2 separate regions of the Homo sapiens genome follow, and region 2 is linked to region 1. A link is an interaction called in ENCODE POLR2A ChIA-PET data of the cell type or tissue named here. Cell type or tissue: B cell. All regions are shown on one strand. Links, peaks and the distances in the headings refer to the core of each region. The heading gives the core; the rest is flanking DNA. Region 1 overlaps CRLF3 (cytokine receptor like factor 3). Region 2 overlaps ADAP2 (ArfGAP with dual PH domains 2).

The links. Peaks named below come from ENCODE experiments on the same cell type or tissue, not always from the same donor. Only the 100,000 strongest peaks of a DNase experiment are listed, where the experiment ranks them.
Region 2: POLR2A ChIA-PET joins it to region 1 with 13 read pairs; 2 of 35 experiments call an interaction of 5 or more read pairs at or near these places.

Annotation. Positions count from the first base shown.
Region 1 is chr17:30,814,169-30,819,539 of GRCh38, reverse strand. All of the region lies in intron 1 of CRLF3 (cytokine receptor like factor 3), which reads left to right. Among named protein-coding and RNA genes, the nearest start is that of CRLF3, 7.8 kb to the left of the region's middle. In B cell, for the core only: no CTCF peak of the experiment used is centred there; no DNase peak of the experiment used is centred there; H3K27ac peaks cover 1,599 bases.
Region 2 is chr17:30,950,707-30,956,077 of GRCh38, reverse strand. ADAP2 (ArfGAP with dual PH domains 2) reads right to left here. Exons shown (of 11, transcript NM_018404.3): 8 at 2,728-2,790; 9 at 1,523-1,600. Among named protein-coding and RNA genes, the nearest start is that of RNF135, 18 kb to the left of the region's middle. In B cell, for the core only: no CTCF peak of the experiment used is centred there; DNase peaks (open chromatin) are centred at 1,427, 2,847 and 3,137; H3K4me3 peaks cover 900 bases; H3K27ac peaks cover 3,867 bases.

The DNA.
Region 1 (5,371 bases), core at 272-5,271:
CACCACTGCACTCCAGCCTGGGCGACAGAGCGAGACTCCATCTCAAAAACAAAAACGTAAGTAGAGATAACTGATCAAAATGTCACGTAGTGATGTCAGCTGGCCACTCAGGCCTCACAGAGTGGCACCACCTTGATGACAATGCCAAAGTCAGGGCCTGGTCTTTAATCTTTGTAAGTCCAAAAACTTCATCTTGGTACATTATCAAAGGGGAATTAGTTGAGGTACTGGAGGTGTCTACAGTGAGAAATGCCAGTATTTTAGTCTGTGTGTTGTAGTTCACTCTATAAAATGACTATGTTGGCTTTCATGTACCTTTTGGTATTCTGATTCAGTATTTCTCAGGACACTGACAAAAGCAAGTCTCTGCTCCTTCAAGAGCAAATGGTAAGATCCTGGTACCTAATTAAGATACTAGTTGGTGGCTGGGCTCAGTGGCTCACGCCTGTAATCCCAGCACTTTGGGAGGCCGAGGCGGGTGGATCACATGAGATCAGGAGTTTGAGACCAGCCTTCAACATGGCAAAACTCTGTCTCTACTAAAAATGTAAAAAAAATTAGCCAGGTGTGGTGGAATGCACCTGTAATTCCAGCTACTCTGGAGGCTGAGGCAGGAGAATTGCTTATACCTGGGAGATGGAGGTTGCAGTGAGCCAAGATGGCACCACTGCACTCCAGCCTCAGCAACAGAAGAAGACTGTCTCAAAAAAAAAAAAACACTCAAAAGTTATTTCAAAAAACCAAGACAGGAAGTCTCAGTAGCTTAGCAAAGAAAAGAAAGCTGTTGGCCAGGCGTGGTGGCTCACACCTGTAATCCCAGCATTTTGGGAGGCTGAGGCGGGCGGATCACCTGAGGTCAGGAGTTTGAGACAAGCCTGACCCATACGATGAAAACCTATCTTTACTAAAAATACAAAAATTAGCCGGGTGTGGTGGTGGGCGCCTGTAATCTTAGCTACTCGGGAGGCTGAGGCAAGAGAATTGCTTGAACCCAGGAGACGGAGGTTGCGGTGAGCCGAGATCATGCCACTGCACTCCAGCCTGGGCAACAGGAGTGAAACTGTCTCAAAAAAAAAAAAAAAAGGAAAAGAAAAGAAAGCCATTATTGCTCCTTTTATCTCCCACTTCCCCTTCTGTTACCCATTTTGAAAACACTACAAAAATCTGTGTATAATTTGTTACAGTAGTAGTATTTAAAGTGTCCCTATTATAGTATTCTAAGAAAAGGTTAAATCCAGATACAGGGAAAACCAAGAACAGATGAAATAATTTTTTTTTTTTAATGAAGTTTCGCTCTTGTCGCCCAGGCTGGAGTGCAATGGCTCAATCTTGGCTCACTGCAACCTCCACCTCCCAGGTTCAAGCAATTCTCTTGCCTCAGCCTCCTGAGTACTTGGGATTACAGGTGCCCGCCACCACGCCCAGCTAATTTTTGTATTTTTAGTAGAGACGGGGTTTCACCATGGTGAAGGCTGGTCTCAAACTCCTGACCTCAGGTGATCCGCGCATCTCGGCCTCCCAAAGTGCTGGGATTACAGGCATGAGCCACCACACTCAGCCCAGATGAAATAGTTTTAAAATAACCTACTACTTACAGACAACTGCAGTTAACTTTTTTTTTTTTTTTTTTTTTTTGGGATGGAGTCTCACTCTGTCGCCATGCTGGAGTGCAGTGGCGCCATCTCGGCTCATTGCAACCTCTGCCTCCTGGGTTCAAGCCATTCTCCTGCCTCAGCCTCCTGAGTAGCTGGGACTACAGGCGCCTGCCACCACACCCAGCTAATTTTTGTATTTTTAGTAGAGATGGGGTTTCACCACGTTGGCCAGGATGGTCTCCATCTGTTGACCTCATGATCCACCTTCCTCGGCCTCCCAAAGTGCTGGGATTACAGGCTTGAGCCACCCTGCCTGGCCTGCAGTTAACATTTTGATGTATCTTTCTATACATATTATTCTGCAAAGTTGAGAGACTACTGTATATGCAACTTTGTATCAATTTTTAATTTTTATTAACATTATAAGCATTTTGTTAGCATTATAAGAATTTTGGTAACATCATAAGCATTTACAAGAATATTTTTCCCATGCAAAGCTTTTTTTTTTGAAGACGGTCTCACTTTGTCACCCAGACTGGAGTGCAGTGGCACCACCTTGGTTCACTGCAACCTCCACCTCCCGGGTTCAAGCAATTCTCCTGCCTCAGCCTCCTGAGTAGCTGGGATTATAGGCGCATGCCACCACACCCGGCTCATTTTTTGTATTTTTAGTAGAAGGAGGTTTCACCATATTGCCCATGCTGGTCTTGAACTCCTGAGCTCAGGCTGTCCACCCACCTCGGCCTCAAAAAGTGCTAGGATTACAAGCGTGAGCCACTGTGCCTGTCCCACAGCCTCATTTTTAATACAGAGGTGGAGTCTATTGTAGATATTTAAAGGAACATTTGTTGGTGGTAGGTTGCAATGTATTGATTCTGGTACCCCAAAATACTGGAAGCAAAACTAATTGCAAATAAGGGGGGTAAAAATAAAAGCCACACATATACAGTCAAAACAACAGGGATATATTCTCAGAAATGTGTCATTGGGCGATTTTGTCATTGTACAAACCTAGATGGTATCATCTGCTACACACCTAGGCTATATGGTATATTCTATTGCTCCTAGGGTACAAGTCTGTACAGCATGTTACTATACTGAATACTGTAGATAGTTGTAACATAACTGTAAGTGTGCATCTAACATAGAAAAGGTGCAGTAGGCATGCTGGCTCACACTTGTAGTCCCAGCACTTTGAGAGGCCAAGACGGGAAGATCTCGAGCCCAGAAGTTTGAGACCAGTCTGGGCAATATAGGGAGACCCCCATCTCCACAAAGAAATTAAAAATTAGCCAGGTGTGGTGGTGCATGCCTGTGGTCCCAGCTACTCGGGAGGCAAAGGTGAGAGGATTTATTGAGCCCAGGAGGCTGAGGGTGCAGTAAGCCATGATCACACCACTGTACTCCAGCCTCGACAACAGAACTAGACCCTGTCTAAAAAAAAAAAAAAAAAAAAGAAAGAAAGAAGATACAGTAAAGACATAAAAATATAGTAATATAATGTTATGGGACTACCATTATGTATGTGATTGTCATTGTCCAAAACATCATTATGTGATGCTTGACTGTATTTGTTTGCAAAAGACCACATATTTACATTGGTTTTTGAGTCAGTCTTTTCACCAATAAATCTTTTTACAAGTTGTCTTTTTTTTTTTTTTTTGAGATGGAGTCTTGCTCTGTCACCCACGCTAGAGTGCAGTGGTGCGATCTCGGCTCACTGCAACCTCTGCTTTCCGGGTTCGAGTGATTCTCCCACCTCAGCCTCCCGAGTAGCTGGGACTACAGGTGCATGCCACCATGCCCGGCTAGTTTTTCTATTTTTAGTACAGACGGAGTTTCACCATATTTGCCAGGCTGGTCTCGAACTCCTGACCTCGTGATCTGCCCGCCTTGGCCTCCCAGAGTGTTGGGATTACAGGTGTGAGCCACCATGCCCGGCCTACAAATTGTCTTTTTTTTTTTTTTAACTTTTTATTTCCTGAACAACACCAATGTACAGAAATCATCTTTAAATATGGTACTCTGAAAGCTGCTGGTTGAGTTTAAAACTCCCCAGAAATATAGAAGGAGGTCAAGGAGAATTAAAACAAGCCATTCTGGCCGGGCTCAGTGGCTCACACCTGTAATCCCAGGATTTAGGGAGGCCAAGGCGGGCGGATCACCTGAGGTCAGGAGTTCGAGACCAGCCTGGCCAACATGGTGAAACCCCGTCTCTACTAAAAATACAAAAAAGTTAGGTGGGTGTGGTGGTGCGCCTGTAATGCCAGCTGCTCAGGAGGCTGAGGCAAGAGAATTACTTGAACCTGGGGGTTAGAGGTTGCAGTGAGCCGAGATTGCGCCACTGCACTTCAGCCTGGGCAACAGAGTGGGACTGCATCTCAAAAAAAAAAAAAAAAAAAAGAAGAAACTAGCCATTTTCTGGTCGGGCAGGGTGGTTTACTCCTGTAATACCAGCACTTTGGGATGGCAAGTTGGGTGGATTACCTGAGGTCAGGGTTTCAAGACCAGCCTGGCCAACATGGTGAAACCCCATCTCTACTAAAAATACAAAAAGTTGGCCAGGCGCAATGGCTCACACCTGTAATCCCAGCACTTTGGGAGGCCAAGGCGGGTGGATCACCTGAGGTCAGGAGTTCGAGACCAGCCTGGCCAACATGCTGAAACCCCATCTCTACTAAAAATTCAAAAATTAGCCAGGCTTGGTGGTGGGTGCTTGTAATCCCAGCTACCCGGGAGGCTGAGGCAGGAGAATTGCTTGAACCTGGGAGGCAGAGGTTGCACAGAGCCAAGATTGCGCCACTGCATTCCAGCTTGGGCAATAGTGCAAGACTTCATCTCAAAAAAAAAAAAAAAAAAAGAAAGAAAGAAAAAAGAAAGAAAAAAATGTGTGTGAATGTTATAGAGGTATGTTTTTGTGTGTAGATTTTTTTGTTTTTTAAAGACGGAGTTTCGCACTTGTTGCCCAGGCTGGAGTGCAATGGCGCAATATTGGCTCACGGCAACTTCCGCCTCCCGGGGGTTCAAGTGATTCTCCTCCTTCAGCCTTCCGAGTAGCTGGCATTACAAGCATGTGCCACCACACCCGGCTAATTTTGTATTTTTAGTAGAGATGGGGTTTCACCATGTTGGTCAGGCTGGTCTCAAACTCCCGACCTCAGGTGATCCACCTGCCTCGAGCTCCCAAAGTGCTGGGATTACAGGCATGAGCCACCATGCCCGGCAATTTTGTTTTAGTGTAGATTGTAATGTATATAATTTTGATAGAGAACTATTTTTTTTTTTTTTGAGGTGGAGTCTTGCTCTGTCACCCAGGCTGGAGTGCAGTGGCACGATCTCAGCTCAGCGTAACCTCTGCCTCCCGGGTTCAAGCGATTCTCCTGCCTCAGCCTCCTGAGTAGCTGGGATTACAGGCTCCCACCACCACGCTCGGCTAATTTTTTTGTATTTTTAGTAGAGACAGGGTTTCGCCATACTGGCCAGGCTGGTCTCCCAACTCCTGACCTTAGGTGATCCGCCTGCCTCGGCCTCACAAAGTGCTGGAATTACAGGCATGAGACACTGCTCCTGGCCGATAACTATTCTTATTGCTATAAATCTGGTAAAGAATATGACTAATTTGTCATCTAAAAAGCCAAACAAATATAAGACAGCCTTTTATTGTTATTACTATTATTATTATTTTTTCGAGACGGAGTCTTGCTCTGTCACCCAGGCTGGAGTGCAGTGTCTCAGTCTCGGCTCACTGCAACCTCTGCCTCCTGGATTCAAGCAAT
Region 2 (5,371 bases), core at 168-5,167, 140 kb before region 1:
ATCATACACATCATCTATTGAAAAGATACCGAGGGTGGGCCTGGTAGTTCATGCCTGTAATCCTAGCACTTTGGGAAGCCAAGGCAGAGGATTGCCTGAGGCCAGGAATATGAGACCAACCGGGACAACATAGTGAGACCCCTTCTCTACAAAAAAAAATTATTAATTATTATTATGAATTGTTTTTGGAGACAGGGCCTCACTCTGTCACCCAGGCTGGAAGTGCAGTGGCACAATCATGGCTCATCCCAGCCTCAACCTCCCAGGCTCAGGCAATCCTCCCACCTCAGCCTCCCAAGCAGCTAGGACTACAGGCATGCACCACCACACCTGACTAATTTTTAAGTTTCTTTTTTTTTCTTTCTTTTTTTTTTTTTGAGACGGAGTCTCACTCTGCACCCAGGCTGGAGTGCAATGGCATGCACCCTCTGCACCCTCTGCCTCCCGGTTTCAAGCGATTCTCCTGCCTCAGCCTCCTGAGTAGCTGGGCTTACAGGCACGCACCACCACGTCCGGCTAATTTTTGTATTTTTAGTAGAGACAGGGTTTCACCATGTTGGTTAGGCTAGTCTCGAACTCCTGAGCTCGTGATCTGCCCCGCCTCAGCCTTCCAAAATGCTGGGTTTACAGATGTGAGCCACCGTGCCTGGCCTTAAGTTTCTTGTAGAGATGGGATCTCACTATGTTGCACAGGCTGGTCTCGAACTTCTGGGCTCAAGCGATCCTCCTGTCTCAGCCTCCCAAAGTGCTGGGATTACAGACAAAAGGCAGCACATCCAGCCCTAAATTTTTTTTTTTTAATTAGCTGGGCATGGTGATGCATGCCTGTATTCTGAGCTACTTAGGAGGCTGAGGCAGGAAGATAACTTGGGCCCAGAAGTTCAAGGTTGCAATGAGCTGTGATTGTGCCACTGCATTCCAGCCTGGGTGACAGAGAGAGACTCTGTCTCTAAAAAAAAAAAAATAAGTGATACCTAACATTTACGGAGCACTTATTAAAATCAGCATCAGGAATTACAATGCTTTATATATAGTAACTTAAATAACCATCATGGCAACCTCTGGGGAAGGCATTCTTATTAAGCCTGTTTTTCAGAGGAGGAAACCGAGGCACAGAGCACTAAGTACACGGCTCAAGGCAACACTACTACAAGTGGCAGGGCTGAGACCAGAGCCCAGACGGTGGGGTTCTAGAGTCCACCACACTCCTAACTACTACACATCACGGCCTCTTGGTTAGAAGTGAGCCCTGGAGACTAGAGGAAGAGATACACCATATTTAACTACCATGGGCAGCATTTTGGATACTCATAATAGACTTCCTGAAAGCGAGGAGAAGCTTCATGCCATAGGAGATTACTCAAGAGAAACAAAAACAAGGGGTAGAGGTTTTCCTCTCAAGGTTTCTCTAGCTCTGGGGCTCTGGGAGATGTGTTTATCTGTAGCTTTCACATAGTTCCAGACAAGCACCACCCAGCAATGTTTGAGGAAGCCCTGGGGAGGGAGCAGGAGTGGCTCTTACCAGTGGGTTCTTGTAATAGAGCAGCCTCCGCTCATGGCAATCCAGGGCGAACCACCTTTTCTTGAAAGGTTCTTTCTGCTGCAAAAGAGGGAACTTCTTACCACAGATGACCAGGTCAGTTTCTGAGGATAGAGGTCAGGGGCCAGCCCAGCCCAAACCAAAGGAGCTGGCCAGTCCCACTGGTTCTCCAGCCCAGCCTCCTCAGTCAGACATCCTAGTGCTTCTCCCTGGGGCCTGGATAGGAGCCCTCAGGCTCTGAAGGTTCTGCCCATTCCCCTTCCAACCCCACCATACCCTTTGCCAGCTTCACCCTGCTGCCTCAACTTGGAAGAGGCACCTTCCTCTTTTTCAGGCTGTAGACAAAGAAGCCGGAAAGGAAGTTGGAAAAAATCAGAAGTGGCTACTGCTTGGCAAGGCTGAAAGTGCTGGCCTTGGCCAAATTCTAACCTAGGTCAGGGAGAGAAAGCCCAGCAACAAGAACCAGGCGGAGGGGCTGCGCCTCTCTGAAAACAACCCTTTGACTGCTTTTTCCACCTGCCCAAGGCTTGCTTTCATGATTGCCTAACACAGGAATATCCAATCTCTTGCCTTCCCTGGGCCACATTGGAAGAATTGTCTTGGGCCACACATAAAATACACTAACACTAATGATAGCTGATGAGCCAAAAAAAAAAAATCGCAAAAATATCTCATAATGTTTTAAGAAAGTTCACGAATTTGGCTGGGCATGGTGGCTCATGCCTGTAATCCCAGCACTTTGGGAGGCTGAGGTGGGCAGATCGCTTGAGGTCAGGAGTTCGAGACCAGCCTGGCCAACATGGTGAAACCCCATCTCTACTAAAATTACAAAAATTAGCCGGGCATGGTGGTGGGCACCTGTAATCCCAGCTACTCAGGAGTCTGAGGCAGGAGAATCGCTTGAATCTGGGAGGCGGAGGTTGCAGTGAGCCGAGATCACACCACTGTACTCTGGCCTGGGTGACAGAGCAAGACTCTGTCTCAAAAAAATTTAAAAAAGAAAGTTTATGAATTTCTGTTGGGCATCATTCCAAGCCGTCCTGGGTTGCATGTGGCCCATGGGCTGTGGGTTGGACAAGCTTGGCCTAACACCTTTCACTGTCCTCTTAACAATCATCCCATAAACACATGAAACCTTCTATATACATTAAACCATATTAAGTTCCCCAGGGAGTGATAGAAGGTACCTTTGGCCCAGTCTTTTCCATGAAGCCTTGTTTGAGGTAGTTCCTGGTGAGGAATGGCACGAGCTGGGGAAGAGAGACAGACACTGACCCCCAACTCACACCCCAAGGCTCCAGGTTCCCGCCGAGCTTGGCTCCCGACAAAGGGGAAGTTTGAAATGGGGAAGGATGTACGCTCATGGCTCACAGTATTATATTTGGAAAGTGCAATGGTCATAATATTAATATTTCAACAAAGCCAGTCGACAGCACCCCAGATGTTTGCAGAGCTTAGTGGCACGGCCGAGTTTTGGTTTAAGGATTCCTTCAGTAACCCCAGGGTGTGGACATAGGCAAGGCTCTGCAGAGACCCTCTTGGTGTCAGGCAACATGTTCTGAGGGTCCACTTTGCATCAGGCTCCAGGTGCAATTCTCAATCACCCTGCGAGGTGGGTATCACCAGCCTCATTACACATCTGAAGAAACCAGGCCACAGAGAAGGGGCTGGGGATTTTCCCAAAGTCACATCACTGGTAGCACAAAGAGCTGAGATTCAGGCCCAGGGCCAATGACACTAGACTGTACTCCTACCACTACACTAGGTGCTAAAGTATAAATATGCCAGGGCCCTCTGAGCAGGACCTTGGGAAAGGCCTGGTCAGGATTCTGACACCAAGCAACAAGAAAATAATGGCCAGAGGCTGGGTGCAGTGGCTCACACCTGTAATCCCAGCACTTTGGGAGGTCAAGGCAGGCAGATCACTTGAGGCCAGGAGTTTGAGACTAGCCTGGCCAACATGGCGAAACCCCACCTTTACCAAAAATATAAAAATTAGCTGGGCATGGTGGCACGCGCTTGTAATCCCAGCTACTCAGGAGGCTGAGGCAAGAGAATCCCTTGAACTTGGGAGGCAGAGGTTGCAGTGAGCTGAGATAGTGCCACTGCACTCCAGTCTGGGTGACAGAGGGAGACTCCATCTCAAAACAAAACAAAACAAAAAAGAAAAGAAAATGATGCCAGAGTGGACAGAGAAAGTTCTGAAGCAGAAGTCGGGAGACCTGGTTCTAATTCCAGTTCTGGCCTCCATCAGCTGCATTACCTTTGTTAAGACCTTCTGTCTCTCGAGGCCTTATGTCTCCCCTGTGTGATAAACAGCCTGGATCATGTGATCCCCAGCATCCCTTCCAGCCTGGCAGCCTACGCCCAGAGATGTTTCCAGGGGTTGATGATGGCCTCCTATGCTCCTAGGCATCAACCTGGAAAGTCTAGAGCTTCAAATGACAGTCCAGGCTTCAAAGAACAGAGAGGCTTCTCCAGAGCTCCAGGGCCCAGGGCAGAGGCACAGGGGAAGTGAGGTCTGGGGAACAGCTATGGGAAGTTTAAAAGGGGGAAATTTGTGAGCCAAAAATGAAAATATTAGGCCAGGCGCAGTGGCTCACGCCTGTAATCCCAGCACTTTGGGAGGCCGAGGCGTGTGGATCACGAGGTCAGGAGATCGAGACCATCCTGGCTAACACGGTGAAACCCCGTCTCCACTAAAAATACAAAAAAGTAGCCGGGTGCAGTGGCGAGCGCCTGTAGTCCCAGCTACTCGGGAGGCTGAGGCAGGAGAATGGCGTGAACCTGGGAGGCGGAGCTTGCAGTGAGCCAAGATGGCGCCACTGCACTCTGGCCTGGGCGAAAGAGCGAGACTCTGTCTCAAAAAAAAAAAAAAAAAAAGAAAAGAAAAGAAAATATTGGTCAGATGCAGTGGCTCACACCTGTAATCCCAGCACTTTGGGAGGCCGAGGTAGGAGGATTGCTTGAGGCCAGAAGTTCGAGACCAGCCTGGGCAACATAAGTGAGACATCATCTCTATAAAAAATTAAAAAAAAATTTTTAATGTAAGAAACAAGATATAAACTGTACTACTCCCCTTCTCTTAAAATACATTCACTAGGCTTTAATTGTTCCATTTGGAGAAAACAGATGGAGTCCCGAACTGCTCAATATTCGGAATTTGAGCCAGCACAGAGCAAGCAGAGGCCTAGGGAAACCATTGGGAAAAAAAGGAAAGTCACATGGCTGGAGCACTGCTTCCTGTACTTCTGATGCCTTGGCTCGCTGGAGTCTCACAATAGCCCTAGAAAGTAGGTACTATCACCTAGGCAAGTCACCTCACCTCTCTGAGCCTCGATGCACTCATCTGTCACCATGGCGACAAAACCTACTTTCTCTGAAGTCCAAGAGACCATATGCATTTATTACAGGACCACAGACCCCACTGGGATGCCCTGGGTTTCCAACATGTGGACCCCTAAAGCTTGAGCCAGGCCTGGTGATTGCTCAGAACCTCACACCATACACAGACATTAAATGGGAGGAAAGACACGGGATGGATATCAGGTACCGACAGTGGATGAGAGAGGCAGGGGAACATTGAGGATGTTGACCAAAGAGCAATTTCCTTTACACATGTCAGCAAAGATGGGCAGCTTGCCCAGATTAAATAAGGCTGAGCATCTGCACTTTGTCCTCCCTCCTCATAGTCAGCAGTCAGCAGTCTCCACTCCCCGCCCATGGGAGCCAGCATTAACCAGTTCTGGGTGCAAACTCAGCAGACTGACTCAAGGGCTCTGACTCGGGCCTTGCTGGAATTGCTCCCAGAGAGCTGCCATCTCAGCACAT